3 separate regions of the Homo sapiens genome follow, and all the other regions are linked to region 1. The links are chromatin loops, found by intact Hi-C in ENCODE. Cell type or tissue: IMR-90. All regions are shown on one strand. Each heading gives the region's core, and the rest is flanking DNA. Links, peaks and the distances in the headings are about the cores only. Region 1 has its middle 48 kb from the start of LINC02160. Region 2 has its middle 95 kb from the start of LINC02120. Region 3 has its middle 130 kb from the start of LINC02120.

What was found. A loop is a pair of places that touch in the nucleus more often than their neighbours do. Peaks named below come from ENCODE experiments on the same cell type or tissue, not always from the same donor. Only the 100,000 strongest peaks of a DNase experiment are listed, where the experiment ranks them.
Region 2: a loop joins it to region 1, with 8 times the contacts of the local background. A loop is called at or near these places in 3 of 110 quality-filtered maps.
Region 3: it touches region 1 in a loop (2.2-fold over the local background); 2 of 110 quality-filtered maps call a loop at or near these places.

Annotation. Positions count from the first base shown.
Region 1 is chr5:33,176,317-33,187,362 of GRCh38, forward strand. No RefSeq gene overlaps it. Among named protein-coding and RNA genes, the nearest start is that of LINC02160, 48 kb to the right of the region's middle. In IMR-90, for the core only: a CTCF peak has its summit at 4,785 (motif pointing left); a DNase peak (open chromatin) is centred at 4,775.
Region 2 is chr5:32,846,945-32,857,990 of GRCh38, forward strand. No RefSeq gene overlaps it. Among named protein-coding and RNA genes, the nearest start is that of LINC02120, 95 kb to the right of the region's middle. In IMR-90, for the core only: a CTCF peak has its summit at 5,863; a DNase peak (open chromatin) is centred at 5,727; H3K27ac peaks cover 533 bases.
Region 3 is chr5:33,070,654-33,081,699 of GRCh38, forward strand. No RefSeq gene overlaps it. Among named protein-coding and RNA genes, the nearest start is that of LINC02120, 130 kb to the left of the region's middle. In IMR-90, for the core only: no CTCF peak of the experiment used is centred there; DNase peaks (open chromatin) are centred at 3,518 and 5,288; H3K27ac peaks cover 2,284 bases.

The DNA of each region.
Region 1 (11,046 bases), core at 2,076-7,075:
TACTAAATTCCTGATCCACAGAAATGGAGACAATATATATTTATTGATTTAAACCTCTGAGTCTAGGGTAATTTGTTATTCAATAATAAATAACTAATATAGGGAATAAGAGCAACTGTGATAGGAGGGAGTATTATATAAGAGGTGGCCAGTGAAAAAACTCTGATAAGTGATACTGAGCATAGATCTAAAAGCAAGTAAAGGAAATAAACATCTGAAAGAAGTATATTTCAGGCAGAGTAATCAGTGAGTACAAAGGCTCTGGGGCAGAACAGTCCTTCAGAGCTTTTTGAAGTAGAGAGTGAAGAAGGTGAGGTTAAAGCAGCAGTGGGACAGATGGGCAGATCACTGTGAAGACTTTGGCTTTTACTCTTGAAGAGATGGAAAGATATTAATGGCTTTTGAACAGAAGAGTCACATGATCTGACTTAAGCTCACTATGACTCCAGTGTTAAGAATAGTTTACAGGAAAGCAATAGTAAAAGCAACAGCATCAATAAAAAAGGTGGTGCAACAATCAAGTACAAGATGATAGTAGCTAGGATCAGGGAAATAAGAGTGGAAGGAAGTGATTGGACTTCAGTATAAATTGTTTGATAACTGCCTCCCAGCCTCTGCATAAGCCCTCTGTTCTCAAAAGGAGTAGGCTAAAGTTCTCATCTTTTGGAGAAATTGGGGAAACATGGAGAAAGGAGTGAACCAAGACAGAAAAATAGTAATCAACTTTGAGAAGTGAAGAGGCAAAGGGTGAGTCTCTGAATCCCAAAGAGTCTCTTGGCTATTTCTCACTAATGTCTTTTATAGAAATATAATTTTTTCCTTGCCCAGGATCCAATTCAAGATTATATATTGGATTTAGTTGTCAGGTCTCCTTTATTCTAGAACAATGTCTCAGTCTTTAATAACCTTGATATTTTGTAGAATACCCCTCAGTTTAGGTTTGTCTGATGTTTCTTCAAGTATAGATTCACATTTTTGCTTTCGGCAGGAATAACAGAAAATATGTGTCTTCTAGGTACATCATAGCTGGAAGTACATGACATTTGTCCTATCACTAACAATGCTGACTTATATTATTTGGTTATGATGGTGTCTGAAAGTTTGTCCACGATAAAGTTACTATTTTTCCTTTTGTAATTAATAAGTATCTTATGGGGTGATACTTTGAGATTATGTAAAAACTTGTTTCTCATCAGCATATTTCCACTCACTAATTTGATTGATGATTCTTGACTGAAACATTTATTACTATGGTGGATGTTTCAATATTTTTTGCTAATTCCATCATTCATCTATATTTACTACTTAATATTTTACTATTAGACAGAGTGCTCCTTTACCCTATTTATATTTATTTATGTGTTTATATAAAAAACTCATGACTTTTAATCTAACTATCATTATTTATTTTGATGCTCAATTGTCCAAAATTTGGTCAGTGAGGGCTCTTTAAACTAGTTCCAATGCCTTTTTGTCATGTCTCTGTCACTATTTGATCACTTCCTTAGTTAACAGCACACAAAAAGATGTTCTAATTGAACTTGAACTTTCTCTACACCAGCCCTGGAACCAGTCATTTTTTTTAAGGAACCCCTATTCCTTTTAGTAAACAATGGTATTTAGAAACTACATCTGGATGGCAGGGATGCTCGATGGTATTAAATGGTATTGTTTCTAGGTTATCTTCGTGAACAAAGATAGAACACGCCCCCCCCCCACACACACACAGATCTGTTTCTATTTACATATATTTTATTATATGTTTTAAAGCCATGAGTTCATAATGGCATCTCAAATTCTAACGTAACATCAAAAACTTCATTCTAGTCTCCACTTTATGTATCCGTAACTTGCTTCTTTGATAATAAAAAAACTTGTCTCACATACTACTATGTATTACTCTATACTAGAATACACTTCAAATAGTTTCAGAATTGCTAATTTATACCCCTGTGATATGGTTTGGCTATGTCCCCACCCAAATCTCATCTTGAATTGTAATAATCCCCATGTGTCAAGGGCAGGGCCAGGTGGAGATAATTAAATCATGTGGGCATTTTCCCTCATACCATTCTCATGGTAGTGAATAAGTCTCACGAGATCTGATAGTTTTATAAATGAGAGTTCCCCTACACAAGCTCTCTTGCCTGCCACCATGTAAGACATGCTTTTGCTATGATTTGCTTTTCGCCATGATTGTGAGGCCTCCCCAGCCATCTGAAACTGTGAATCCATTAAACTTCTTTTTCTTTATAAATTACCCAGTCTCTGGTATGCCTTTATTAGCAGCATGACAACAGATTAGTACACCCTGTGAAAAATAAACCTACTAACTAGAATAAATGTTTGTTTAAAGTTCTTTTTGTCTGTAACCTGAGGATATATAATCAAAATACAATGTTCAAAGCTCTTTAAATGAGTCTGCTCCCTTCCCATTCAGTATAGTTATGTTATCCATTTGAAATACAATTAGCCTCATTTATCCTGTTAGTATTCCATCATCCCCCCACACCCTATTGATTTCATCCATTCCTTCATTTATTTTAGGATGTGCAACATCATCTTGGTACTAAATGTCAGAAGTATACAAATACGTATAGAGAACTATCTCTCCCCCGAACCCATGTATTCTACCTCATTCCTTCTCTCTCTCTTGCTCTCACTCTCATATTCCTAATCATCATTGGTGGCAACTAGCTCATTATTTTTTAGTTTTAGTTTATGTTCCTTGTGTTTTTCTCTGTACAAATAAGCAAATATGTATACATTTCTATTTCCCTTTTCCTTAAATAAAAATTATAGGTGTTAGATGCTCTTTTGCATTTTGCTTTCTAAAAATTCATAAAACAGTATACCACAAGTTATTCTATATCAGAATAGAGGTCTTCCTTATTCTTTTTAAGCTGTATAGTACTACATTGGATGAACAGTCTCTAATTTGCTCAACTTCTCTCCTACATAAAGGCATTTAGGTTATTTCCAATATGTTGCAATTACAAAAAAATGCTGTAGTAAACAACTTTATGCGTGCATTTTTTTTTGAATTGTTGAATGAAAATCTTCAGAATAAATTCCTAGAAAAGGTGTCTGCATTGAAAGGTAAATGTCTAAATACTTTTACTAGATACTGCCAAATTCCCTCTCCAAAGGCTGTACCAATTGGCATGTTTGAGGTTGTCAGTATGAGAGTGCCAGATTACATATAACCTCGCCAACAAATGTGTTGCCATACTTTTTAGTTTTTTCCAATCTGAGAGATGAAAAATATATTTCTGTAGTTTCAATTTGCACTTCTATATTATCAGTGAGGCTGAATAACTTTTCAAATACTTAAGGGTCAATTTTATATCTCTTTTTGTAAATTGTTCATATCTTTTCTACCAAGCTTTTGGTGTTTCTTCTCAATTTTAATAGTTCTTTATACATTAGGGATACTAGCCCTTTATTTGGCTGTATATTGCAAATAATTTTTTTCAGTTGTCTGTTACCTTCTTATTTATCAGTTTTTAATGATCCTTTAATTCTCACATATAAAATATACTACCAAGAGCTTATTTCTCTTTCCTATTTACCTTTACCTCTCTTTTATCCTCTCTCTTTTGTTTGCATCATTACATTGTCAGAACATGTAATATTTCTACATTATACTTATATCTTTGTACCCATATTTCTTTTAATCTCATATCTATGATAAAATCTAGTAGATGTTTACCATATACCCCATTTCTGAAGTTTTCCCAGTTGTCCCTTTATTTAGAAAAAAAAACCATCCCTAGTAGACTTTACCTATTGTTCTAAGATCTGAATAAAGAATCCCCAATGCAAAATTTCTTCCTAGTTCCACACTCCCCACTCTGCACAGTTGCTCTATTGCTGTCTTACTTTGTATGTTGTTTTGGAGAAGTCTGACTCCAGTCTATGTTTTCCTCCTTGTAAATCATTTAATATTTTTGGTAGGAGGGCTTAAGAAAATTATTTTTTAGATTTCAAAATCTAATAGTTTTACTAGGATGTGCCTCAAAGTTCACCATTCCAGGTTGATTTTTCCAGCTACCCACTGAGCTCTTACTATATGCACATACAGGTCTTCATTTATTTCTGGAAAGTGTTCTCGAATTAAAGTTTTAAATATTAGCCCTGTTCTATTGTTTTCTTTTTCTGCTTCAGGGACTATAGTTTTTTTTATTATTATTATTTCGATAGTTTTTGGGGGACTGGTGGTTTTTGGTTACATGGATAAGTTCTTTAGTGATGATTTCTGACATGCTAGTGTACCCACAAAGACTATAATTAATATGTCTTCTTCTTTGCCTGTCTTCCATTTCAGCCACTTCTTTTCTGTTCCATTTTACTTTTCTGTGTGTCACTTTTCAATATCTTTTATGTTTTCCTACTTCAATATACCATAAAATTTTCATTTCAGTCTGTCCTCCCTTAGGCACTCTTTAATTTAGTCTTCATATTTATGATAATTTTCTCCTTTTCCTAATTTCTTTCCTGAGTTTAGTCAATCTCTTTTGATTTCTATAGCTTTTTGTCCACTTTGCCTTTAATGTTTTCATATCAACAAATGCTTAAGAATTCTAAATCAAGTTTGGAGCTTTTTATTACATTTTTCTTCTGCTTCGTGATGCTTTCTGAAGACAAATTTTTATCGGATGAAAATTTTGATTTTGATTTTGTTATAGTAGATAGCAGATTTGTATAGATTTATTCACTTTTGTCTAATCCATTTCGTAGATGTGTGGTGGCTTACAAAATTTTTAGTTCAATGGTGCCCTCTTCTGTCAGTGTAGCAGAGTCTAGTTTCTTTAATGGATATTTTGGGGATGGGGGAAGGGCCCAGGAAGGTGGGATTTTTTTTTTTTATGTGGAAATACCATATCACTAAGTAAAGTATTTCTATGTTTATCATTTTTACATAGGTTTTCATTCTATGACTGCATCTTAATGAATTTATTCCGTCCCTAATGATGAAAATCTAAATCGAACACATTGTCAAATTAATCTCCATAGAAACTGTACTAATATATACTCCTACTAGCAATGTGTAAAAAGGTCTACTTCCTCACAGCCTCTGATATGCTATATTGGCTAACATATCTAACATTTTACTCCACAATTTTACAGGCCTGTGAAAAATGGCATTACAGAGTAGTTTTATTTTATATTCATATTATGAGTGAGTTGAGCATTTTTCGTATGTTTAGGGACCATTTTCCTAAATGGTTCTATATTTTCACATCCTCTACCCTAATCTGGTACATTTCTAAATAACTCTTTGAACCTTGAATAGTTTCTGTAATGAACACAGTGCTGGCCCTTGTCTACAAAAGCTGCATTTTAAGAAGTAGAACAATTAGACAAGACTGAACACCTGACCTAGAGGAAGAAAAATCATAGGCTGAACTGATCCAAGCAGATTTCCCTTACCCTTAAATTTGAACTAATCCAAAACTGAGTCACTTAAGCTCATAAGTTCATAAGCTCTTAAGATAAAATATCCTGTAGATTTGGGATTTCAGTTTCCATTGGAGCTAGGACCACCGTAAGCCAAAGTAATCAGCTGGCTGAAGCTACGAGTAAAATGGGAAACAGAATGCTGATTGGCAAGCAGGAAAAAATGGGAAGGACACTCAGTGAAAAATAGAAATCAGAGATGGTATGACTCTGGAAGACGTGAGGAAGAGGCTTAGCTTGCTTCAGTGTGATGGGAATTTCTTTTTATTGTCTTTGATATTGCCTGTTGTAGCCTTTTTTAAAAAAAATTACTTTTTTCTTTGAATTAGTTTGTGTGAATTATTTTTTCCTTGATTAGAATGCCTTTCTTATGGAAAACACTAGTTTTGCTCTCTGTTGCTTCAGGGGTACAAATAAAGCCAATAGATGAAATATACAACGAATCAAAGTCTAACTTGATTATTCAACTTATGGAATGAATTCTCTCAGGAAGGTGAGTGCTTCCTCTTATTGGAACCATTCCAACACAGACTAGGCAATTACTAGGCAGCAATGTCAGAGAAAGGATACCAGTATCAAACGAGAGATTGAATTAGATGCTGTTTAAGCTTTATTTCACAACTGAAATTTTAAGAGTCTATGTATGGTCCTTTTATCTATTCAATGTTTGCTTATTGAATGAATTAAAGACTCTAAATCAAAAATACTTTTATTAAAATAAAATATATTTTGCTACTGGAAGGAATAATTCTTCCAAAACATCTAGAAAACAATTTTCTAGCTAGTGAAAAGGAAATCAGCCTGTAATATCTGGAACTAGTCTGACATGTGTGGCTGGGCTTCACTGTTGTTAAGAAGCTGGCCTTGTACTCACAGTTAGGCCATGTTATTTCCCTGTAGGACATAAACAATTTCACATGACACCAATATCAGAAAAGGTCACTCTGAGACCATGATAAAGTGAGACAAAACAACGTCAGTTTATAATTTTATCTTAGCATAGACAAAATCAAGGTCATTATGTCCCCCACGAAATACCCAACCTCCCTATCTCCTGGCTAATATGAGTGACTGCTGTTCCTTTACAAAAAAATAGCTTTATCCTCTTTCTTGTCTGCCCTCTCTGTTCACTGAGATACCCAGTCACGGAATTGTCCCCACTTTTTGAGAGTACCCAATCTAGAGCAAATCTCTGCTTTCTTGGACCCTCCCAAAAGTCACCCCACCAATGCTCAAATGCTATTATAGGTTCTTTCCAGCACCCTTGTATTGGTCTGCTCAGGCTGCCATATAAAATGCCATAGAATGGGTGACTTAAACAGTAGAATTTATTTTCTTACAGTTCTGGAGCCTGGAAGTCTGAGGTCAGGGTGCTACCGTGGTCTGTTTGTGGTGAGGGGTGACTTCCTGACTTGTAGATGGCTGCTGCCTTCTCGTTGTGTCCACATATGGCAGGGGTGGGAGGAAAAGGAAACTCCCACCATATCTCTTCTTATAACGGCACTAATCCCATCATGATGGCCACATCTTCATGACTTCATCCAAGTCTAATTACCTCCCAAAGGCCCCGTCTCTAAATACAATTACATCAAGATCAGGGCTTCAACATATGAATTTTGGGGGGACACAAATATTCACTCATAACAACACTATTACTGAGATGTCCCACGATTCCATGGGATTTATTCTCTTTCATTTTATCAAATAATAAATCATCAACTTGTTCAACTAAAAGTGTGTTTCTGGTGTTCCTTAACCAAAGAGCATTTTCATTAGAAAATGCTGCCTTTTGCAAAAGTTACTGCCATGTTGTTTCATTAAGTTTAGAACACTGGGCAGGTGGAAAGTGTTTAACAGATAGTAGGTATTCCTTGAAAGAAAATTAAACGAGGGTGTTGAGAAAATTGCTTAAACTGTACTGCTAAGAACAAAGCCCTGATATTTGCTTTTTATCTGCTTTTCTCCATTCATATCACACTACAAACAAGATGGGTTTTTGGAGGATGAAGTTGTCATTTAATGAATAAAACTGACTATTTAATGTGACTGCAAATTGTATCAACAGATTCAAGCTGGTAGCGGCTTAGTTCATACTGACATCATTCAATCTGCTAATATTTGTCCAGAATACTTAGGTTAATACACTCTCTGTGGTTCTGCATTTAGGGACTATTATATCATTTAAATATATTAATAGTTCTCCAAATGTCCTCAGGCAATGATAGTGGAATGCAAAATTCTCAATCTGATGCAAGCATAATTTACGGATTTTCCTTAATACTCATCTTTTTTACCATGGGTTTATATCAAAATACTAACAGAATAATCTCAGGCAGGCGGAGTAAATATAGTCAGGCCACAAACATTCCTTTCAGCCAAAGGTGCCAAAATTTCCAAAGTATGCCCTCTCCCCTTGGGCAGATAGCATCCTCAGTCTTCAGACACAACTGTCTAAAAACTGACCCCCTATAAGATTCATTCAAAATTGCATAATAACTTTTAGGCCCAGAGCTTCTAACAACAAGTGAAATCCAAGACGCAAAGAATTTAAATTACTTTGTACTGGTTAACTGAAAAAAAGCTGGCTTACTTACACGTGAAACAGATACCACACCTACGGTTCAGTTTTAATGGAACTAGAGCTCCTGGTGCTTTATACATCTTTCTCTTTTAATCAGTAATGTTGTAAATTACATAAACATCTTTCACAGCTTAAGGCTTAAAGCCTTTTATCTAAATGTAAACACTGGGCTAGGTGGGTAGAACCCCCCACCTAGCAGAATACCACAAATACAGAAAGTGCTTCTAGATAATACAGGGGAGGGGTACCTTATCAGGGCTACTCACACTTAAATATGCATAGGAATCACATGATCTTGTGAAAATGCACATTCAGTGGGTCTGTGGTGGTATTTGATAGTCTGTATTTCCAACAAGCTCCCAGGAGCTGCCCATGTTCATGCTGCTGGCCCATAATTAATTATTATTCTTTCTTTGATAGGAAAGCTACAAGTCTGCTATTTTGTAGAAATAAAAATATCCCTTTGAGATTTCCTTCCTGCTTTCTCTTTTTCATCTACTCCATTCCCTGGGTAAGTTCATTCATATAGTATAAAACACAGTTTAGGTAACCGAAACAATCGTACCTCCTAGAATGTGTCAAATGTTAAACAAACAAAAACCAACCAAAACCAGTACACTTTGCATGACAAGCAAAGTCAAATGCTTCTCATTAATTTCCTCTGATCATCACTAAAATTAAAAACAACTTGTCTGATGTTTAAAATTTAGACACAAACTTACTACAAAAGGAAAAAGAATCTTACAAATATTGTAGAACAAAACGATTACTAAATTGTGTTCAACTTAACTCTGCCATTATTATATAATTATTATATATTATTACTACCTTCTGTAACAATTACTAATGCTATTTTTTCCCTTTATCACAAAGAAAAATCAAAAAGAAATTATGATCATTTGTTGCACACGTTAAAAAGTCCTTTCACAATAATCGTCATTCTTCAGGCAGGAACAGTTAATATTTGTGCTCATTCTTCAACCCAATTAAAGCCCTGAAATCAATAATGGGTTGATTATTAGGGAAAAAGACAAAGAAGTATCCATGGCTACATGGGATTCAAAACCTAAATATATGAAGCCTGTACAATGAACTGAAATTATTAAAATTCAATTATGCCAAACAATTGGTTTAATTAATCCTTATTCTCCTTGAATTGATTTAATATGGAAAGTTATGATCTATTTTAATATAGTCCTTCTAAAATGGAATTTGACCATTTCATCTAAGGTGTCTAATACTTTAATATACAGTTCTTCAATTATGCCTTTGTAATCTTCTTTATTTCTCTAGGGTTAGTAGTTTTGTCCCCCTTTTCATTTCTGATTCTAGTCATTTGAGTCCTTTTTTTGTTCTTGGTTAGTTGAGCTAAAGGTTTGTCAATTTCATTAGTCATTTCAGGGAACCAGCTTTTGGTTTCATTATTTTTCTCTGTTTTTCTATTCTACATCTCATTAATTTCCTTTCTAATATTTATTTCCTTGCTTCTGCTAGTTTTAGGTTTAGTTTACTCTCCTTTTCCCAATGTCAATACAGAAGGGTAGGATATATTTTAATATAGTCATTTGTAGTATAAATTTACCTCTAAGTACTGCTTTTACTCTATCATGTAATATTCTTTTTTTTTTTTTTTTTTTTTGAGACAGAGTTTTGCTCTTGTTGCTAAGCTGGAGTGTAATGGCATGGCACGATCTCAGGTCACTGCAACCTCCACCTCCTGGGTTCAAGCAATTCTCCTGCCTCAGCCTCCCAAGTAGCTGGGATTACAAGCATGTGCCACCATGCCCGGCTAATTATTTGTAATGTTTAGTAGAGATGGGGTTTCACCATGTTGGCCAGGCTACTCTCGAACTCCTGACCTCAAGTGATCTGCCCATCTCGGTCTCCCAAAATGCTGGGATTACAGGCGTAAGCCACCGTGCCTGGCCTTTTTGTATTCACCTAAAATTATATCAAAGTGTATCTTTTGATATCTTCATTGAAACTGGTGTGTCACTTAATTTCCACATATTTGGGAGTTCCCCATATTTCTTTGTTTTTAATACCTAATTTCATTCCTTTGTGGTCAGAAAACATACTTTGTATTATTTTTTATCTTTTTAAATTTATTGAGCTTTATTTTATGGCTTAGTATATGTTCTATTTTGAATAATGTTTTATGTGCACTTGAGCAAAATGTAGTCTGCTGTTGTTGAGTGTTATCTATAGATATGCATTAGGTCTAGCATTGTTAAAATCTTCTAGATCTGTGTTGACCCTCTGCCTAGTGGTTCTAGCCATTACTAAAAGTAGAATATTGAAGTTTCCAACTGTGTTGTTGAATTGTCTATTTCTTATTTCATTTTTGTCAGTATTTGCTTCATGTATTTTAGTTTTCTGCTATTAGCTGCACATATGTATACACCAGTTGAGTATCCTTTAATCCAAAATGCTTGGGATCAGAAGTGTTTCAGATTTTGGAATATTTACATATACATAATGAGATATCTTGAGACTGAGATCCAAGTCTAAACACAAAATCGTTTATGTCTCATATACGCCTTATACATATAGACCAAAGGTAATTTTACACAATATTTTAAATAATTTTGTACATGAAACAACATTTTGACAATGTTTTGATTATGGCCTATCACATGAGGTCAGGTGTGGAATTTTCCACTCATGGCATTATGTTGGCCCAAAAGATTTTGCATTTTGGAATATTTCAAATTTCAAATTTTTGGAATAGAGATGCTTAACCTGGAATTGCCATATCTTTCTGACAGATGGATCCTTTCATCATTAGAAAAGGCCTCTCTTTATCACAACTAAAGTCATTTTGTCTGATATTAGTACAGAATCTCCAACTTTCTTGTAGTTCTGTTTACATATCTTTTTTCATCCGTTTATTTCCGATTTGTTTGTATCCATAGTGTGTCACCTTTAGATAGCACACAGTCAGATCTTGTCTTTTAATCTAGTCTGAGAAACTCTGCCCTTTGTTGAAATCTTTAATCCATGTT
Region 2 (11,046 bases), core at 3,873-8,872, 330 kb before region 1:
TCAGGTTTCCTCTAGAAGGTGTATAGCTTTATCATCTGATAGCCTCAGCTATTAAACAGAGGAAGAGGCCTGGGCATGGAGTTAACAGATATGGTTCAAGCCCCGCTCTTCCCTCATTAAGTGTGTGTATTGCTGGATCCTAGCAGGAAATAGATGGTACACTCAAATCAGGTGATTTGAAGAGAGTGTAATAAAGGGGCTATTTACAAACTGAAGGCTAGGTTCAGGGAAACCAAGAAGTCATAGTGCAACATTTGGGACTATTGTTGACATTTCTTCCTCTTTTTCTTTCACACTTTGGTTGCCATCTCCAGGCCCAAAGGGGCAAATGGAAGGAGGCCAAGTCTGGGACTCTGAGGGGCTGCCAGAAAGGAACTGTTGTATGCCTAGAGGACTTAAGACGTAGTAGGAAGAGAAGAAAGGAAAAAAATGCCCAGTGTTGACTCTCCACTGCCCTCCTTCTCCCACCAGTGTCTCTCATTGATGAGTCTAGTGAGAAACCAGAAGCCCAGGGAATCCTTGCTGCAATGGGATCAACTTTCTAGGCACAAAGGAGCACAGAAAAAGGGAGAGGGAGAAGGGAGGAGAATGGAGCTTGGGTGGCAAATGGAAGTTACACAGCTCAGGGACCATGAAAAGCTTGAGTGTAAGTGATTTGCCTCCTACCTGGGGAAGGGAGTTCCACCTTGCCTACTGGATATGCTAAATATGTGAAATGTATTGTAAACTGCAAACTGAAATATATGCATTGCATATGGTTTCATTGAAAATATTCACTTCTTATTTCTGAGGATGGGTTTTCATACAACTCAACCCCTTTCCAAATATGGGAAGAGTTGTAGCGAAAAATGTTATTGAGTTAGGAACAGGACATCGCCTCCATGCCTGCCGGCTACACTGCATTTGGATTCACAGGGACCAGGGGTGAAAAGGCCAGCTTTCTTGGTCCTGAACTCGTTCCCTCAAATTTTAGTTGTTCAGTTCATACATAAGCCAGTGACGCATTTTCTTCCCTGAGGGGTTTCAGAATTATGGGCCACTAAATGCTGCTGATACAAACAGTTCAGCATTACTTGAAAGAATGGAGTTACTGGATTTAATTGCTCAATACCCATTTAAAATATAATCTATCTCATAGCTTCTTTAACTCCCACCTTAGCTTCTTACCCATCCAGTGGACCTTGGCAGGATTTCAAATATTCTGGAATAAAGAAAATGTGCCCAGATTCAATATCATTTGGGGAAAATGAACATATAAAAGTAAAATTTATGGTTTTCTAAAACTAACACTTTTTTCAATTAATTTCATTACTTTTAATTTTTGTTCTATTATTTGTATGTATGTGTGTAGATATATGAGACCAAAAAACCTGGAGAGTTTTAATTTCCTGTCTTTCTTTCTCTCTCTCACTTTACTTGTCTTTCCTGACTCATTTCCTTCCTTCTTTCCATCTTTTCTTCCTTCCTTCTATCCTTCCTTCCTTCCTTCCTCCCTCCCTCCCTCCTTCCCCCCTTCCCCCCTTCCTTCCTTCCTTCCTTTCATGCTTCCTTCCTTTCCATCTTCCTTTCACACATTGGTGCATGCATTCCATTAATACATATTTACTGAACACCTTCCACACACCAGACATTCTTCTAGGCAGTAGATACACAGTAGTGAACAAACTGAGAAAAGTTGCTCTTATATTCTCATGGGAAGAAATATACAATAAACAAGATACATGAGTAAAATATATATTATGTTAGATTTTGGCAGTTCCTAGGGAGAAAACTAAACTAAGAAAGAGAAACGGAGAGTAGGATGGCAATTTTTCAAAGGGCGATCAAGGAATGCCTGTATGTAACAATATGGATCTCAGCCAATGTAAAATGAAGTTATGCTAGGAATTACAAACAGGAACAATTTGGGGTTTGAATCCCTTAACTGCATAGACATTTTGGGTAATTGCAGTGAGGTTCTTTGCATCTTGCATTTCTCATCCCTTAAGTAAGAGTGGTGAGGTCGGGGTGGAGGAGGTAGAGTGCTCTTACTAGTGAAACAATCTGTTGTAACATGCACACATAATACTCAAGATCATTCTTGCCTCCCCCTGTTCTTTCCCAGCCTGTCAGCAAATTCTCTTGGCTCTACCATCAACACATTCAGAATCAGACCCCTGCTCCTGCCTCCCCTGTCACTATTTTGGTCTGAGCCACCATGATGTCTCCTCTAGATCATTGCAATAAATACTTACTGATCTCTCAGCTCCTTGCCCTACACAAGTCAGTTAGAGCCAGGCTTCAGGAAGTCAGATTGTGTCACTCCTTTGTTCAAACCCTGCAATGGCTCCCAGTGATGCAGGGGACCCACCAAGTCCTCCTTGGAGTGGCTTTGGAGGTCACTCTGTCTTTGTCTACAGCTCCTGCTTTCCCTCCCTCCTCTCCCACTTCTTCATTCTTTCTTGAGTGTCATTGCATTTTCCTGCCTCTCATGCCTTTGTTTTATCTTCCCCCTGTCTGCAATGCTTTCTCTGGCTCATCCACCTCACTACCTCCCTCAAGTCTTGGCTCAGCTCTCTGCTTCTTATGAAGCCCGTATTAATTCCCCTAACTGAGCTTCTCAACCTCCTCCCTGCACCATCCCTACCCCTGGCCTCCATAGCATGCTCTACTTTCTTCTTATTTCCATAGTGCTTATCCCTTGTACACATCTGATAAAATTTACTACCTAATTTACTCACTGTGTTCATGTTTGTCTCTGCCTGCTGGAAGGTGAACTTCATGAGGTTAGGAGCCTTGTCTGTTTTGTTCACTGATGTGTCCCTGTGCCTGGAACAGTGCCTGGACCACAGTAGGTGCTCAATTAATATTTGTTCAGAAATAATGTCCTCTCATGTGCATGTGCATACTCTACACACACACACACACGCACACCTATGCATATACACTTTTCTTACCTCTTCATTTTCTTTCATGCTGTGTTAGGTCCACAATGCTTTCCTTCACACTCTTTAGTCATATCCTCCTGTTAAGGGATGAATGTTTGTGTCCCCCACAAATACATATGTTGAAGCCCTAAGCCCCTGTGTGGCTGTATTTGGAGATGGGGCTTCCAAGGAAGTAATTAAGGTTAAATGTGGTCATAACGGTGGGGCCCTGATCTGATAAGATTAGTGTCCTTATAAGAAGAGACACCAGAGAGCTTGCTCTATCTTTCTTTCTGTGTGCAGGCACCAAGGAAAAACCAAGAGAACACAGAGAAAGAAGGTAGCCTTCTGTGAGCCAGGAAGAGAGCCCTCACCAGGAACCAAAATGACCAGCAGCACCTTGATCTGGGACTTCCAGCATCCCAAACCGTGAGAAGTTAAATTCCTGTTGTTTAAGCCACATAGTCTGTGGTGTTTTGTTACAGCAGCCTGAGCTAACACATGAACCCATGCTCTTAGACTTACCTTGAATCTCTCTTCCTCTATTAGGTCATTGCCAACTATGCTAGTCCACAGGGACACCGATTATCCAACTTTCTACCAAACTTTTAGATTCCCCACAATTTTTAGAAGCATTGACTTGCCCTCTATTTTGCGTGCGTGTACCTAGTCACCCCAATAAAATATAAGCTGCTGTATGCAGACAGAGGCTGAGACAAATACAAGTCGATGGTGCTAGGTTCCCCTTGGAGAAAGTAACTGCATCTTCTTCTCAGAGTGTTATAGAATTATTTTGTCGCCCAAGGTCACACAAATGGTGTTGAAATAGAATTGGGCTCTATTCTCATAAATCCTAGTCTAGGAGAATAAATAGCAAAAAGGAGAAGAGGAATATTTATTGGGTAACAGCAAGAGGAAGCCAAGAAAGTTAGAGAAAGAGTGACCTTGTGTTAGACAGAGAGGGCACTTGATGGGGAACTAGAGAAGCATGAAAAAGGGGAGAAGATTGGGTGTGTGGATCATTCAGTGAAAGCTGATGAGATGGTTTTGTTTGTTTTGCCTATTTTAAGGTATTTAATCACTATACTTCAGTCTGTTTTATCTAATTTGTACAAATTTATGGAGTACATGTGCATTTTCTGGGGTACATGTGCATTTTTGTTACATGCATTGATTGCATCGTGGTCAAGTCAGGGATTTTTGGTATTTGTCAGGATGTTTTTGAAGTCCAGCTGAATCTGGGTTTGCATATGGCTCTGGAAGCTTGAAAAAATTACCCTTTACCTTCTATCTTAATTTCCTCATCTAAAAAATAAGGACAGCCTTTGCCTCATCAAATGGGCATGAAGATTACATGAGAGAATGTAGCTGAGGCTGAGAGTAGGGGAGTGCATAAGTAAGAGCCTGTGCTACTGCTGCTGTGGGCCAGTGCGGCAGGAGGGTGAGGGTGAGGCCGCAGTAAGAGGGACAGGGATTGGCAGGTTGCTGTCTGCAACGCACTGAAGCAGGAAGGTGAGATGGGAGAGAGCGTGGAGTAAAGCTATCATAATAGGGGAGGAGAAGCATGGGCATGGGTGGGCTATTCCTGTATTAAATTCTTGCAGTGGAGGGAATTAAAGCATAATGGAATGTATTATTCTGTGCTCTGTTCTGTGGCAGAATTTAGCAGAGCCTCAATTCTTTTTTTTTTTTTTAATTGATAAAGTACCATTGTATCTCTGGGTCTTTATCTGTAAGCACTATTGAGTTGTGAATGTTAAAAAGAAATTAGGGTTACAGCCCCAGGGCACCATCTCTGAAGACCTTTGTGCTGTCGAGGAACAACAGGAGCATTGCTCTATAAAGCTCTGTATCTATTTATCATCTCCCCAGGGGCTGTTGTAGCCAAGTCACAGCGAAGACCTTTTAACATCTTCCCTAAAAGCTTTGTGCCCAGTTTGACTAATTCACAGCCCCGCTCTCCCAGCATAGCTTTTTCATCTCTCTTCTCTTTTACTACAGAGGTTCTCAATTAGGCTTTTGCGGAAAGGCTATCAGGAATAGCAGAGATTTTTCAAAGTACACATGCCAGCAGCCTGTCTGAACAGGCTTCAGTCATGGGTTCCTCATTGAGACAGTTGATCACATGCAGGCCTAAACTTTCCTTTTACACCTTGTAGTCACATCTCTGAATCAGTCACCTGTTATTTTATACCTGAGCTTGTGGAAACCTCCTCTTTGAGTCCTCATCGTCAGATCATGTCTCGTCGGTCCTTCATCTAAATTCCTTAATTAATCTCAGGGATTCAGCTGCATTCCATGAAGAATGGGCTTATAGTTTAGCCCTTATATTTTCAAGAGGTAATTGTAAATAACTTTGCAACTATTTTAAAACTTCATTGAAAAAGAACTGCAGATCCACTAGATGACAGGATTCAATCTTCCAACTTTCTGCAGAGGCTAAAATTTATGGGAAAGAACAGGGAATTCGCTTGTGACTCAGCAGTGTGACCAGCACTACTCCCTGGGAAGGGAAGAAGAAATCAATGGACAAGGGACCTGAAGGGACTTGTCAGACCCCAGGACACTCTACCTAGGAGGATAGAGTCATGACCATTTTCCCACTCCCTTTTAGGGAGGTCCCACAGTCCAAGGCATGGCCTAGATATATTGTTTCCAAGGCAAGAAGAACCCTCTGGGGGTATTGAAGAGAATATTCTAAGAATCTTTTAAATCAACAGCTTAGCCTCTTGACCATGAGGAATGTGCCCTCCCCAGGGATGCCTGGAGAAGACGGAATGTGCACCAGCCGCGGAGCCTTACCTCATCCTCCTCCCGTCTCTGCTGGCCTCTGCTCTGTAACGTGATAGCAGGACCTTTGTGCTCTCTGTATCTGCTCTCTGGGAGAAACTGTGAGCTGGACTAACTTGCCTTTCGTTTCATCCATTTCCACCTCCAGTGACACTCTACACCCTTATGCTGCCCCCTAGTTGCTCGAAGAGTATTTTGGGGATAGGCAGTATATCAAAGTTTGCAAACTGATAGACCACTTACAGATGTTTCATCTCGAGTCTTTTTTATTTTTAATTATAGGTACCAACATTTGTAATTCAGGAGATAAAATTCCACATTTCCAGGTTCTCTTGAAAAACAACTCCAAGTTCTAGCCTCAACAGACCACATTTCCTCAGGTCACAAAGCTATCCCTTTTAGTTGGGTCTGGGCTCTTCAGTTTGCATTTGCTACAATCCTTACTCCTCCCTTTTACTTTAAATGGATCTGTTTTACTAGATCATTATGACTATTTTTACCCATGTGCCCATAGATCATTTTCGACCTCCAGTGTAGAGATATGATTAAGCACACAGACATTCATCAGATTTGAACCTCAGCCTTAGTGATGGAGAGAACATTACTTAACACCAGACATCATATTTTTCTCATCTGTGAAATGGGGATAATAATACCTACCTCATAAGTTGTTATGGAATTAGATAATTTCTGCACAGCACCTAAGAATAGTATCTGGCTCATAGAAAACTTCCCATTAAGGACGGCTCTTTCTAATACACCTAATAGGGCACTCCTCTCAAAAGCTGTTCCAGGTGTCATGCACCTTTCCTAACCCCTTCCCTCACTTCTCATCTTCTCTCTGGTTGTTCCCAACTCATAAAAACAATCAATCAAAAATTTTAGTCACTCACTCAAAAATTTGGAATAGAATATCAACTAAGTGCCAGTCAATGTGTTAGGTACGGGGGAAAATAGTGCAGGGGAGATACATCTCTATGAGTAACACAAAGTCTCATGTCTCAAGGAGTTCATGACCTATGGTATAATAATGTTATATGTGATCAGAACTATAATTGAGCTATACATTAGGCCATGGATCACTAAGGAGGGCACAGCAATGAAAACAGTTGTTATAATCACTTGTATTTGTAAGTAGTGTGCTCCTAAACCAGCTCTCCTCCAAAAAAAAACAAAACAAAACAACTCTCTGTCACATTTGTCAATTTCTATAGTGTAAATACTTCTACTATGGCCAGTTTCAAGCTACCAATGGCTCAACGATTGACTCTTGTGGCTCCAGCACACACTGTTTGTACATACCTTTTTTATACAAAGCCCCTTTACAAGCACTCTCCTAGCCATAGCTCTGAGCAGGCACAGCTTGGATTATTGTCTATTTCAGAAAGAGAAACTGAGGCTCAGAGAGTTTTGTGACTGTCCCAAGATCACAGAGATGGTGAATACAGTACCAAAGAACAAGGCTTCTCACTTGACTGCAGCCCTGCCCTGTACAGTGCTCCTTCAACTTTTTGGGACACTGGAGAATTAAAAAAATTTACTACCTATGCACCTTTTGTACAAAGCTACAAGAAGACATGTTTCACTAAAATGTGGGAGTAACTAAGAAAGAGGAAGAATGTGATGCAGGCAATAGGCATCCTGCACAAGAGAAAAGTGCAGGGAATTTCAAGGATGTCATTGGTTTTTTACTAAAAAGTCATCTTATGGGGACAGCCTTGCAATAGGTCTAACGTTCAACAGATTCAGACTGAAGTATGTCAGAGGCCCGGAGGAGAATTTTTTCAAGAAGAAAAATTAAATAAAAGGTTGCAGATGTATTCAGAGGAAATGTACCAAACTGGGAAGAGTTTGGTGGTGAATAACAAGTAGATGCAAAAATAAGCAAATGAAAAGACAGAATAATGATTAACTCTAGGAAAAATCAAAGCAGGACAAATAAGGTAACATCATTGTAGCATAATATAGATCTCAGATTTCAGTAGCATTTACATAGTTAGAATAATGTAAACATTAAATATTGATTTAACCAATATGATGATGTAACCATATTTAGGAGAAGAGGAAGTAAGGGTTTATTCAGGTGGTGGGAGTTGAGGGGTGTGTGTGTGTGTGTGTGTGTGTGTGAACAGTTAAATATTATCACATCTAAAACTAAAAATGAAAAATCAAGGGATAGAATTATGAGCTTACATTTGACTAAATCAAAATGAAAATACTTATATATCAAAAATTTATTGTAGGTAAAGTCAAAGGGCAAGATTGGGAGATAATATGTACAACACATTTAGCAGATAAATAATTTGTTTCTAGATATATAAAGAATTTTACATGTAGCTCACGGATGAGTAGAATCAATATTGTGAAAATGACCATACTGCCAAAAACAATCAACAAATTTAATGCAGTTCCCATCAAAATACCACCATCATTCTTCACAGAACTAGAAAAAACAATTCTAAAATTTATATAGAAACAAAAGAGAGCCCATATAGCCAAAGCAAGACTAAGGCCTTTATTTCATTCCTTTGTGTGTTTAGGTGTGTTGCTGTGCTGACTAGAAATTACAGCATAATGTTAGAGAAATTGTACTAGCAATTAAAATGTCAATTTATGTGAATTTGAAAAAATGCATAAAAATCCTACATGTAAACAAGAAAAAAATACAACTCAAAGAAAAATAAGCAAAAGCTCTGGACAGGAAATACAGAGAAGAGTCACATATGGTCAATACATATATAAAAAGATATTTAGCTTCATTAATGATCAGAGAACTAAAGAAACAATACAATTTTACATTTGTCAGATTGGTAACAATCTAAAAACTTTTTTCATTGTCAATTTTGTACAATTGTAAAAAACACGTAACACACAATTTACTATCTTAAACATTTTGAAGTGTGCAGTTTAGTACTTTAAGTATGTTTTCGTTATTGTGAGCAAATACCCACAACGTTTTCGTCTTGCAGATCTGAAACTCTATACCCATTAAACAAAACCTTCGCTTTACACGCCCCCTGCCCCCGCAATCTGTCCGTGGTAACCGCCATTCTGTTTTCTGTTTCTATGAATTTAACTACTTTAGATTCCTGATATAAAAGGAATCATGCAATATTTGTCCTTTTGTGCTGGCTTATTTCAGTTATCATAATGCCTTCAAGGTTCATCCATTTGTAGCATGTAACAGGATAGCCTTCTTTGGAAGACTGAATAATATCCTAATATATATATTATCTAACATAATATATTATATAACATATAACATAATATATTATATAACATATAATATATTATATAACATATAATATATTATATAACATATAATATATTATATAACATATAATATATTATATAACATATAATATAATATATTATATAACATATAATATAATATATTATATAACATATAATATATTATATAACATATAATATATTATATAACATATAATAGATTATATAACATATAATAGATTATATAACATATAATAGATTATATTATATAACATATAATATAATATATTATATAACATATAATATAATATATTATATAACATATAATATATTATATTATATAACATATAATATATTATATAACATATAATATATTATATTATATACATTATCCTAATATATATACACACATACACATATACATATATGTATATGTATACACACATACACACATACACACACATACACATGTATGTGTATACATATACAAATACAATAGAGAGCTATTTGTATATGTATACACACATACACATATACATATATGTATACACGCATACACATGTACATATATGTATATGCATATGTATACATATAGATGTATACACACATAGATATATATACATACCACATTTTGTTTATTCATTCAACCATTGATGGACATTTGGGTTGTTTTCACCTCTTGGCCATTGTGAATAGTGCTGCTGTAAACAAGGGTATACGTATATCTCTTTGAGATCCTGCTTTCTTTTTTCCTGGATATTTACCCAGAAATAGAATTGCTGGATCATGTGGTAGTTCTACTTTTAATTTTTTAAGGACTCTCCATATTGTTCTCCATACTGGTTGCGCCTTTTTGCAACCCCATTAATAGTGCACAAGGGTTCTAATTTACTCCATGTTCTTGTAAACAATTGTTATTTTTTGATTTTTTTATACTAAGCATCTTAAAGAGTGTGAGGTAATATCTCATTATGGTTTTGATTTACATTTCTCTGATGGTTTGTGATGTTAAGAATCACTTTAGTCTTTAATGGTCATTTGTATATCTTCTTTAGAGAAATGTCTAAGTCTTGTGCTTATTTTTTAATCAGGTTATTTGATTTTTTTGTTGTTGAGTTGTAGAAGTTCTTTATATATTCTGGATACTAACCCTTATCAAGTATATAGTTTGTAAATATTTTTTTCCATTTCATAGGTTGCTTTTTAACCTACTGATTATGTCTTTTGATGCACAAAAGTTGTTAAATGATATTATTTCATTAGTTTATTTTTGCTTTTGTTGCCTGTGTTTTGGTGTCATAGCCAATAAATCACTGCCAACCAAGACCAATGCCATGTAGTTTTTTCTCTATGTTTTCTTTTAGTAGTTTTATAGTTGTAGGTCTTATGTTTAGGTCTTTAATCCATTAAGAATTAATATTTTTATGTGGTATAAAATAAAGTTCAACTTTATTATTTTTTAATGTTGATATAAGTTTTTGCGGTACCATTTATTAAAGAGAATGTCCTTTCCCCATCGTCGAGTAGTTTTGGCACTCTTGTTGAAGACCCTTGGACCATATACATGATGATTTATTTCTGCGCTCTCTATTGCATTTCACTGGTCTATTTTTCTGCCTTTATACCGGTACCACACTGCTCTGATTACTGTAGCATTGGAATATATTTTGAAATCAAGAAGTGTGGGTCATATAACTTTGGGTTTTATTTTTTCAAAATTATTGTCTATTTGGGGTCCCTTAAGCTTCCATCTGAATTTCAGGACAAATTTTTCTATTTCTGAAAAAAAAGGCCACTGGATATTGATAGGAAATGTGCTGGATATGTAGATTGCTTTAGATAGTATGGACATTTTAATATTAAGTCTTTCAATCCATGAACGTGGGATGTCTTTCCATTTATTTGTGACTTCTTCAATTTCTTTCACCAGTGTTTTATGGTTTTCAGTGTACAGATTTTCCACCTATTTGGTTAAGTTTATTCCCAGGCATTTTATTATTTTGACACCGTTGTAAATAGGATTTTTCAAAATTTCCTTTTTAGTTTGGTCATTATTTGTGTATAAATATTACTGATTTTTGTATGTTGATTTTGTATGCTGAAACTTTACTGAATTATT
Region 3 (11,046 bases), core at 3,296-8,295, 100 kb before region 1:
GAAACAACATGAATTTTCATCAATAGAAATCCGGTAAATAAATTACAGCACAATGAAATAATTGAATACTAAGAAGGAATTAAATGAAATGAGGCAGATTTACATAAACAAGCAGTGATTCCAGGATATATTAGGTGAAAAAGCAAGATGCAAAGGAGTGTATATTGTGTGCCACTATTTGTGTAAAATTAAAGTACATATACATCATATACATATATATCTATATATGCATAATATCTCTGGAAGGATAGAGAAAGTTTGGATATGGTAATTGCCTCTGGAGAAAGGGCTAGATGGCTGGAGGTAGCAGTGAAGAAGAAAAATTTACTTTTACCTTTATATATATATATAAAAATAAAATTTACTTTTACATATTATATATAGTGAATATATATATTTCTGTTTTTTACTATGGACACATGATTACCTGGACAAAAAAGAGCAAAGAAATATATCTGCTATCATTATATGCTGTACCCAATGGTGGTGAGTGCTAGTGAGGCAGCCTCAATCAATGACACACATAAATACATTTGTGCTTGCTTTTATCTGAGTCCTGAACTAGTAAATTTTTAGTTACATTAGATAAGATGAGGCATTTTAGTATATGCAATATTTTTTATGTCCTGAACCAGCAAGACCTTTAGCTAGGGTTCAGAAAAACATGGGACTGTTTCTAATAACAATGGCATGTAGAAAAGACATTCAAGTTTAATTGTCTTACTGACAAATCGTAAGCTGAAAGAGCTTTCTTGAGAAACACACGCCCACCTTCTTCAGAGCTTAAGGAATAGAATGAGTTTATAAATGTTTGGGAGTAATTCTACTAACTTAAATACAATGTTTTAAGTGATTTCTTCTTTATTAGGATTTCATATGGCTTAAGAAAAAACTTTTGATTTAAAAATTTTTGAGGGTATACTTAGCTATAGGGAAATGCACCTTGAAAGCAGCAGAAACTATTAGTACTTTTCTCTATTTACAGCAAGCCAGAGACAGTCTTTGGCTGCTCTGGGTATAGATAGCATCTACGTTTCAACCTTATTTCTGAAGAGACATATGCAAGATTCTGTAACCTATATGATGTCAAATCAGTCTGTACAAAATCCTCAGTCATATTACCAAAAAGTCTATGCAAAGCTGTATGATACAGGCCATAAGATAGAGACAACACAAGTATCCTTGATGGTATCCTGAGAAAAAGTGTAACGTACTACACAAGCAGCTTTTGTAATGCCCATGTCTGGTAGGTACTCAGCATTCAAAACTAACAGTAATTACTGCCAAAGCCCGCATTGTTTTTTGTGCTGATTTATATTGTGTTTGGGGTGGGGGTGCAAGGAGGAGAAAGAGAGAGAAGAAACTAGAGAGCAAGAGAGAGAATAAATTTTTATACCAAATATTAGTCTCCAGCATTCTCTTCTCTGGTTTATTGGAAATCAGATCATTTTGAACTATTTTAGCAGGCTAGTAGAGCCTAGCCTACTGTTAAGCACATAATTGATACCTAGTAACTAATCAATAGCCAGGCTTGCCATGAGTGCACCTGTGCTTCGGTTGCCAGCCCAGCAGGTGAGCCGTGGCTCCAAAGAGAAACACAAACAGCACTACTTTTCCTGTTTACAAGAAGTACTCCTATGAGTCTATCACTATACCTGAGATTCCTACTGACTAAGATGTCATGTCCCCCACCTTTATTACCTGGAGAGCCATACATCCTTTCAAGTTTTGTTTAAGTGTCCTTTCTACAGTGATTCCCCGTTGCCCAGCCTTCATTCTTTGTGTTACTACAACTCTTTGTTCACATAGCTATGATAGCACCTCTCGCAGAATGCTATAATGATCATTGTATGACTATGTGTATAAGATGATGACTACCTGCTTTGTCACTGTACTGTTGAATTCTATGAGGGCAGGGACCTTGTCTTTCCATCTTTGAATCCCCAACAGATGACAGTGACTCGGGGGCTCACAATCTCTCCCAGCCTTAGTTTCCTCATTTGTAATGCAGAAGGAATAATTTCAGTCTTTAAGGGTTGTCGTCAGGATTAAAAATAATACACGCACAGTGTCAAGAAGAGATGAAAACCAAGAGGGACTCAAGACCAAGAAAACACTGAGTAGCCATATTCTATTTGGAATTGTTATATTTTGTCAGCCATGTGTTGGAGCAAAGAGACAGAAGTTCTGCAGAGAGAAGAATGAATCAGACATGCAGTAAGAAGCAGAGATGGGAGATGGAGTGAGGTCATGCGTGGGTCTCCCTACAGCTTTGCAATTCCGAGTTCCAGTTTTCCTGAGGTCCAGCTGCATTCTTTGGCATTAAAATAAATGGGCTTAAAGTATAAAATGCTCAAGAAAGAACAGCTTTGGAAGAGGAGAATAGAGAAGTAGCAAATTGGGAAGAACTTAGTAATATTTATGTTGCACCTTTTGGATGCTTTGGGATGATTTGCTATGAGATCCCCAAAGTTTCCTTGAAACATATCCAGGAGCATAAAACATGCTGGTCCTGTCCACAGTCTAGATTGTACTTGGTATATAAATGTATGCAGACTTGCCAACCAGATTGCAGGCTCTTGGAGAGGGGAAATTATACCTTCTTCCTTTCCATTTGCCGTAGAGCCTAGCCTACTGTTAAGCACATAATTGATACCCAGTAACTAATCAATATTTGTTAAATGAATGAATCCAATTTTTTTGAGACAAGGTCTTGCCCTGTTGCCCAGGCTGGAATGCAGTGGTATGATCTTGGCTCACTACAATTTCTTTCTGCCTCCCAGTCTCAAGCAATCCTCCCACCTTAGCTACCCTAAAGGTACATGCCACCACACTCAGCTGGGTTTTTTTTTTTTTTTTTTTTTTTTTTTTTTTAAGAGATGAGTTCTCTCTGTATTGCCAAGGCTGCTGTCAAACTCCTGGACTCAAGTGGTCCTCCTAATTTGGTCTCCCAAAGTTCTGGGATAATTGGCATGAGCCACTGTACCCAGCTAGATTCTTTTATAAGGTACACAACAAGGGATCCAGAAAGCAATGAATCAGTAGTGGATGTTTCAGCCTCTTCTCAATCTATATACTCTTTTGGTATGATTCAGTAATACTCAGAGTTTCAGCCACTAGATAGGTTATGGATGGTGTTCACATCCTCATTTCCAGCCCAGGCCTATACTGCGGACTCTGGACTCTCATTCCCAACTGCCTGCAGTAGCTGGATATAATGACCTACAGGCATCTCTGTCCAGGGTCATCAAACACTGATCTTCAGACATCTCCAAATATCATGTTCTCCAAACTTGCCCCTCTGTCTACATTCTTAGTCTCAGAATACGGGCACCAGCACTTGCCATGCAGTCTGCCTAGCTGAAAAACTGTGGGTCGTTCTTCCCTCCTTCATGTCCTTCCCTCTGCAGACTAAGGAGAGCAATGTGGTGCATATAAAAAGCATAGGCTTAAAAGTCTCACAGGCCTGGAATTTGGCTCAATCACTTAGTTTTGACCTTGAAAACATTACTGCCTTGCGGCTCATTATCTTTGTTTGTAAAATGAGATTATTAATGCCTATCTTAGAGGGATGTTTAATAACTAGACTTAATGTATACAGCATTGCAGACTCCAACTGTCATTTAGTGTCCTGGACATGACTTTACTGTTTCATGGAGTACACAATGATTGGTTTATTTTTAAGTCCACACGAATCTCTAAGCAAGTTGAAGAGACGGTATTACTTTCATCTAATGCTTTGAATTTAATGAAATGGCATCGTTTTTCCTAAAAGCTCTGAATCTACATGTCAAAAAAATAGAATAAAAGACACAAGAACCAGTGGCATGGATAAATAAGAATCTATCTTATTAGACTTCATCTATAGAGTTTATATATATTCTGGATGCTTATTTTTCAAAAGCATTTGCGAAAAGGCAAAAGACATTATAAGAAGAGAAGAATATGCTACACTTCTTGGAGTAGAAGAAGACTATAAAATACCATGATGAACAATCTAAATCAGACAGAAATCTTTTAGACAATCAAAAACACAGTTAATATGGAATGTTTGGTCTGGCTAGCTGGGGTGACAGGATAGTGGGGCAAGGCACAACCAAGAATTGCATTTCAGTGACTCACTGCTCCTACAAAAACGGTGGCTTCTGAGAAATACAATTTAGAAGAAAATATCTATAATAAAATGTGAGGTGCCATACCAAAAATAACATAACATTTACTTAGGGGGGAAACCCTCAATTAATTGCCCTTTGAAAACGGAACCTTCTCAGAAATCACTGAGAATCTACCTGAAGATCTCAGGAAGTTTATGTGAGCTCATTTGATCATTATTGGTTCATTCATTCACTCATTAAACAAATGTTTTTTAAGTGCCTGCTATAAGCCAAGGCTGGGATATGTATGGTGGGGAACAAAGTATGCACAGTTCCTGTACTGTGGGGGAGGGGGGGTTACAATGTAACAGGAAAGGCAGGCAATTAACTAAGCAAAAACAATAAAATGCGATATATTCTCTATTGAGCATTATTTTAGTGCTGTAAGAACAGGAAGAATACTTAACCAATCTGGGCTTATAAGGAAGTGCTTTTCTCAAGTGAAGAAGAAGTAAAAAGATGATCAGGTGATAGGAACATTATATCCAAAAACTTGAAGGTAAGAAATGGAGAATCATCCCAAAAAGGAAAAACTTAAAGTTCAAGTTGAAACAGCTATAGATTTGGCTGCTGAGAAAGGTGAAAGTCAGGTTATGAAAGATTTAATTTTTTTTAAATGGACTGAATTGAGGTGCAATTTATATTCAATAATGCACACTCTTAAGGTCAAATGAATTTTGAAAAATGTTTCCATATGTAACCTGCAACCCAATGAAAGCATGGAACATTTCCATCTCCTGATGAAGTTGTTTAGTGCCCCTTTGCAGTCATCTCCCCTCCCTCCCCAGCACCCCCTGATACAGGTAGAAATTGCTCCACTTCCTATCACTATAGATTGGTTTTACTTGTTCTAGAATTTAATATAAATAGACTTTTCTAAGTATAACGTCTATGTGATTCCTCCATGCTGTTGTGTATCTCAGTAGCTCATTCCTTTTTATTGATGAGTAGGATTTGATTTTATGATATACTCTAATTTGTTTATCCAATCATTAATTTACTAGAACCCACCCTTATTTGGGTTGATTTTAGCTGCTATAAATGAAGCTCCCATGAGCATTCATGTACCAGCCTTTTTTATAAACATAAGTTGTTAGTTCTCTGGAGTAAATACCTAAGAGCGGAATCACTGGGTCACATGATAAGTAGGTTTAACTTCATAAGAAACTGGCAAACTGTTTTTTAAACGTGGTCACTCTATTTTACACCTTACTGTAAATGTATGAGAGTTCCTGTTTCTCCACATTCTTGTAAACATTTTATATTACTGGTCATTTTAATTTTAGTCATTCCAGTAGGTGTGAAGTGGTATTTCATTGTGATCTTAATTTGTCCTTTTGTGATGATCAGTGATGCTGAACATCATTTTTACATGATTATTGGCCATTTGTATTTTGCCTTTTGTAAAATTTGTTTACATTGTTTGCCATTAATTTTGAAAGAGTTCTTTATATATTGTTGATTCAAGTACTTTGTTAGTTATATTGTGGTAAATATTTTCTTCTAGTACATAGCCTGCCCTTTTATTAAGTGTTTTCTTTGAAAAGTGATTATTTTAATTTTTGTAGAAGCCCAATTTATCAATACTTTCTTTTCGGGTTACGGATTTTTTTTCCTATTTTTGCTTATAGAAGGTTTATAGTCATAATCTTTGCATTTAGATTTATAATCCATTTCAATTTGATTTTTGTATATGGTGTAAAGTAAGGGTTGAAGTTAATTGTTTTACATACGGAGATCAGATTCCAATTGTTTTAGCACCATATATTGAAAAGACTATCATTTCTCATTGAATTGTCTTACAGAAAATCAATTCCATTTTTACAATTACTGACTTTTTTCTTTTCTTGAGTATGTATAGGAGGAGCATCCTTAATCCAAATATCAAAAAATATAAAATGCTCCAAATTCTAAAAGTTTTTGTGTACCAACATGACCTCGCAAAGGGAAAATTCCACATCTAACCTCATGTGGCAGGTTACAGTTGAAACTTCGTTTTATGCCCCAAATTATGAAAACTGTTGTGTAAAATTACGTTTAGACTAAGTACATAAGGTGTATATGAAACATAAATGAATTTCGTGTTTAGACTTGGGTCCCATCTCCAAGATACCATGTTATCTATATGCAAATATTCCAGAGTCTGGCAAAAATCCAAAATCTAAAACACTTCTGGTCCCAAGCATTTTGGATAAGGGATATATATTACATTTCTGTTTATTTTGTGATTGAATACTAGACACTTGGGATACTATATTTTAGAAAATTAGGATTCTATCTTCCTTGCTTCCTATTTAGCAACAAATTTAATTTCTGGCTGCCCCCTAGAATGTGTCTAGGCTTGATTTTGTGCTTCATTAATTAGTGATATGGTTTGGCTGCATCCCTACCCAAATCTCACCTTGAATTGTAATAATCCTCATGTGTCAAGGGTGGGCCAGGTGGAGATCACTGAATCATGGGGGCAGTTTCACCATATTGTTCTTGTGGTACTGAATAAGTCTCACGAAAGCTGATGGTTTCATAACTGGGAGTTCTCCTGAACAAGCTCTCTTGCCTGCCGCCATGTAAGACATGCCTTTGCTTCTCCTTTGCCTTCTGCCATGATTGTGAGGCCTCTCCAGCCATGTGGAACTGTGAGTCCTTGAAACTTCTTTCCTTTACAGATTACCCAGTCTTGGGTATGTCTTTATAAGCAGCGTGAAAACGAACTAATACAGTTAGGAACTGTAAAAACCCAAGGTATTTTGCAAGCCCCTCTAAGCTGGTAAGACTCAGCCTCCAAACTGTCTCTCTATGGATCTTGGTAGAGGTTGGTTTTAGGCTTTCTTCAGATAATCCTACATTAAGTCTTTCTCTAGGGCATGGTCTTTACTCTTAAGACATGGTCTTTCTGCCATCTCAAGTGGATTCCAGAGGTTTTAAAGAGGCTTGAAGGACATTTCTCCACTCTGGCAAGGCTGGAACTCCAGTATCTGCAGGCACTGCTTAACCTCCAATATCTTTGTTCACCTTTCAGCCCTAGAGCAATTGCTAGCTGTTAAGCCTTGGGTTATTTGCCCTGAACCTATACAACCCCCTCTCAGTCATGAACTTGAAGTGTTCCATCACACAAATTTCTGAGAACTTCCTTCTTCTATGACATTCTACCTATTATATTCCTGCTGCTTCAGCTACCCAGAACTCTGATCTCTGCCCCTATGCTCAGTGGGACCACTGTACTCTGCTTGACTCCAGCTTTCTGTTCTGCAATCAGAAAATTGTTCTCAGGCAGAGAACTGGCAATTGTGGACCCCACTTCATGAGTTCCCCTCCTTTCAAAGATCGCAGGCTTAAAACTGTCAGTTACTTGAGACGTTTATGAAAGAAGTCTAGCTGGGCACCATTTAATTCATAAATGCTGGAAGCTATCAGTTTTTAAGCAGAGAAGTAAAGTAACCTATTTGTACTTTAGAAGGGTCACTCAGGTTTCAATGGAAAGTGAATTGGTAGTGGAAAAGACTGGTGCACACAGACAACACATGGCAATAGGAGTAATCCTGGAAAAAATTACCTATTTAATAAATACATATTTAGTGATCGCTATATGCAAGTTACTGTTCTCATTCTAGTATTAACTCATTCTAGTATTAACTCACTTAACCATCACCAATCCCATGATATAATAGTATTATTATCTCCATTTTATAGGTTGGAAAACGGAGGGACAGACAGGCTAAGTAATTTGACCAAAAAGCAGAGTTTGGGATTGAAAACAGGTGGCCTGAGTTTGGAGTCCATGATCTTTAAAACCAGACAGTGCTGTGGTAATGGTAGCCTAATGTAGTGGAAATGAGCAACCTTTGCTTCCTGAGCCTGAAAAGCATGGACTTCCCTTTCTGGACACTATTATTAGTAGACATACTGTGTGCCAGTGTGAATAGAACAACAATCCAGGCATCTTGGGAGATAAGGGATTCAAAGCAAAGATTCTTAGCCTATAATCAACATAAAGACTCTAAAAAAACAAAATTATGAAGAAAGTAATTATTAAACAATATACTCAGAGCAATTGCTTTAATGCTAAGCAGATGCTAGGGGATGTGACAATTGCAAGAATAAAAAAGACTATCACACCTGTAATCCTAGCACTTTGGGAGGCCAAGGCAGGCAGATCACCTAAGGTCAGGAGTTCAAGACCAACCTGGCCAACAAGATGAAACCCCGTCTCTACTAAAAATACAAAAATTAGCTGGGCATGGTAGCAGGCACCTGTAATCCCAGCTACTCGGGAGGCTGAGGCAGGAGAATCACCTGAACCCGGGAGACGGAGGTTGCAGTGAGCTGAGATTGTGTCATCGCACTCCAGCCTGGATGACAGAGGGGGACTCCATCCCCCTGCAAAAAAAGCTTAGACTCTATTTTTATATGGGTTATATTCAACAAGAGAGAGTCAACAATGGTCCTCAGAGCAATGGCCAGGAAATCGCTGAGAATTTGCCTTTTAACTTATGAAGTCATTTGCCTCTGAACCCACTTCCCTAGCTATAAAATTGAACTAAAGTAATATCAGTCAAAAGCATACATCACTGAATTAATTTTCATCTTTTAAAAAAGTCCTGACAATTTTTGTTACAATGCAATTTGGTGCAGTTGCTGAGATAAAGAACTGAAATGAACTGGAGAGGAAAAAATAAACCCAGAATACAAAAAAAAAAAAAAAGATGAAGTTTTGCCATTCTTGGAACAATAAATGAAACAAAATATCTGTTATTATGAAATAACCCCATTAGAGAGGTCAGGGAAAATGGCAGCTGAGGTTAAAATAAAAATAGTCAGATAGGTTGTGTGCTGACATCTGGGTCTAGGTCAACATGTCATGTGTACCAAGTTAAGAGTGTCTTCTGAATTTTAGTGATAAACAACTACTCAGATTAAAATATGCCATAAAAATTATGTTTTTAAAAAAGCACTGTTTACATTTATCTGTGGAAATTTCTGTCCTGCTGATAACCCAAATGCATGAGTTAAACCATCTGCCTCTTTTTCTGATGTGAAAGGGAATGATGTAAATGCTGTTTACAGCAGTGAGTTGGTTTGCTGGGAGGCTGCTGTTTTTTATCAGCATTTTAACATTGGATAACTGAGATAACTGTACTTCAGGCATATTCCCAAGAAAAGTCCATAGGCATCTCTCCTGGTGAGGGCAGGTTTATCATGTTTACAAATGTCCAACTCTACTCAAGATATACATGCAATCCAGAGAGTCACATAAGAGACAGTGTGATAGAAATGACACGCATTTTGATGGGAGATTAATCCAGATTCAAATTCTGCCTTTCTAATCTTGGCCAAGTTATGGAAATTTTCTAGATCTTTGTTTATTCAGCCATAAAATAAGCTTACTATAGGGGGTTGAATGGTGGACTCCATTTATCCATGTCCTAACCCCCAAAACCTGTGAATGTGACCTTATTTAGAAAAAAAAAGTCTTTACAGGTATAATTTTGAGAAGTGATCTTTCTGGGTTTTCTGGTGGGTCCTAAGTCCAATGACAAGTGGCCTTCTGAAAGATGCACAGGGTTGAGCTGCACGGGAAGAAACGGAGAATGAGGCCATGTGAAGACAAACGAAGAGATTGGACTTATTTAGTCACAAGCCAAGGAATACTTGGAGCCACCAGAAGCTGGAAGAGGAAAGGAAAAATCCTCTCCTAGAGCCTTTAGAGATAACATTGCCCTTAGAATACCTCAATTTCTGACCTCTGGCCTCCAGAACTGTGAGAAAATATATTTTTGTTGTTTTAAACCACCCAGTTTGTGGTAATTTTTAACAGAAGCCCCAAGAAACGAATACAATGACATTATAGGTTTTTTGTGGGGAATATAGATAGAGCTGTGCATAGCCAAAGTAAACATTTATTTAGTGTTAGCTACTATGGTAATAGTACATGATACTTCAAACACATGGCTACAAATACTTGTGGAATCAAGGACCAAGTGTCTTCCACTTCAATATAAAATTTATAAGGTCAAGTGTCCCAGTTACTGCTAAGGATATTTGAAAGAAGAAATCTGAAAAAAAAATTTATTGGCTACTAATACGAAGTTCACTTGTAAGGAGAGGACTCACCTTTACTGAAGATAAGATTTCTAAAGCCCATTTCAGAGGAGAGGCTGAGCCTCTAGGTCCTGGATATGAATAAATGTACTTCACATAAGAGAAGAGGACTCCAGGAAAATGAAGGGGGAAAGAAAGGCAGAAAAGGCTCCAAGCTCTAAGCTATAACCCGCTCTCTATAACCATCTTCAGGAAAGCCTCAACATCACAAAACATGACTTGAGAGGAATGATTCTCTCTCTCCCTCCCTTCCTTTCTTTCTTCACTGCTTTTTTCATTGAAAGTGTAGAGAAATGAGGCTTCAAACCCAGAATAATATAGAAAACTGAGACTGAATGGAAAGACAAAAAGATACAGGTGTTATTAGTGTTTGCTTAGATCCAGGCACCACCTCAAAGTCAAGTTAGGATACAAGAGGACTACATGTGCAAAGAATGACCAAAGATTAGGCTGAAATCTTGATGTTCATTCTCCTTTAGAAAACCTTCACTCACCAAACACATAGTTCAACTGAAGACCTTTTATTCACAAATGCCAAGAATTCTGGAATGGAAATATTTTTCTGAGATGCAAAATTAACTTCCAGGATGTAAATATTTTTTACTTTTAAAAATCTGTCACAGGATGTATTTTTTAGGGCAACATATATGTTTTGAAGTCAGGTATTTTTACCTAAGATTACTCCAAATGCGGTTACAACTGGTACAATCATTTGCAATAAAACTAATTCATCTAATTCATATGTCTAATGAAGAATTGAATTACCAGCCAAATTACATTTTCTATGTAATAT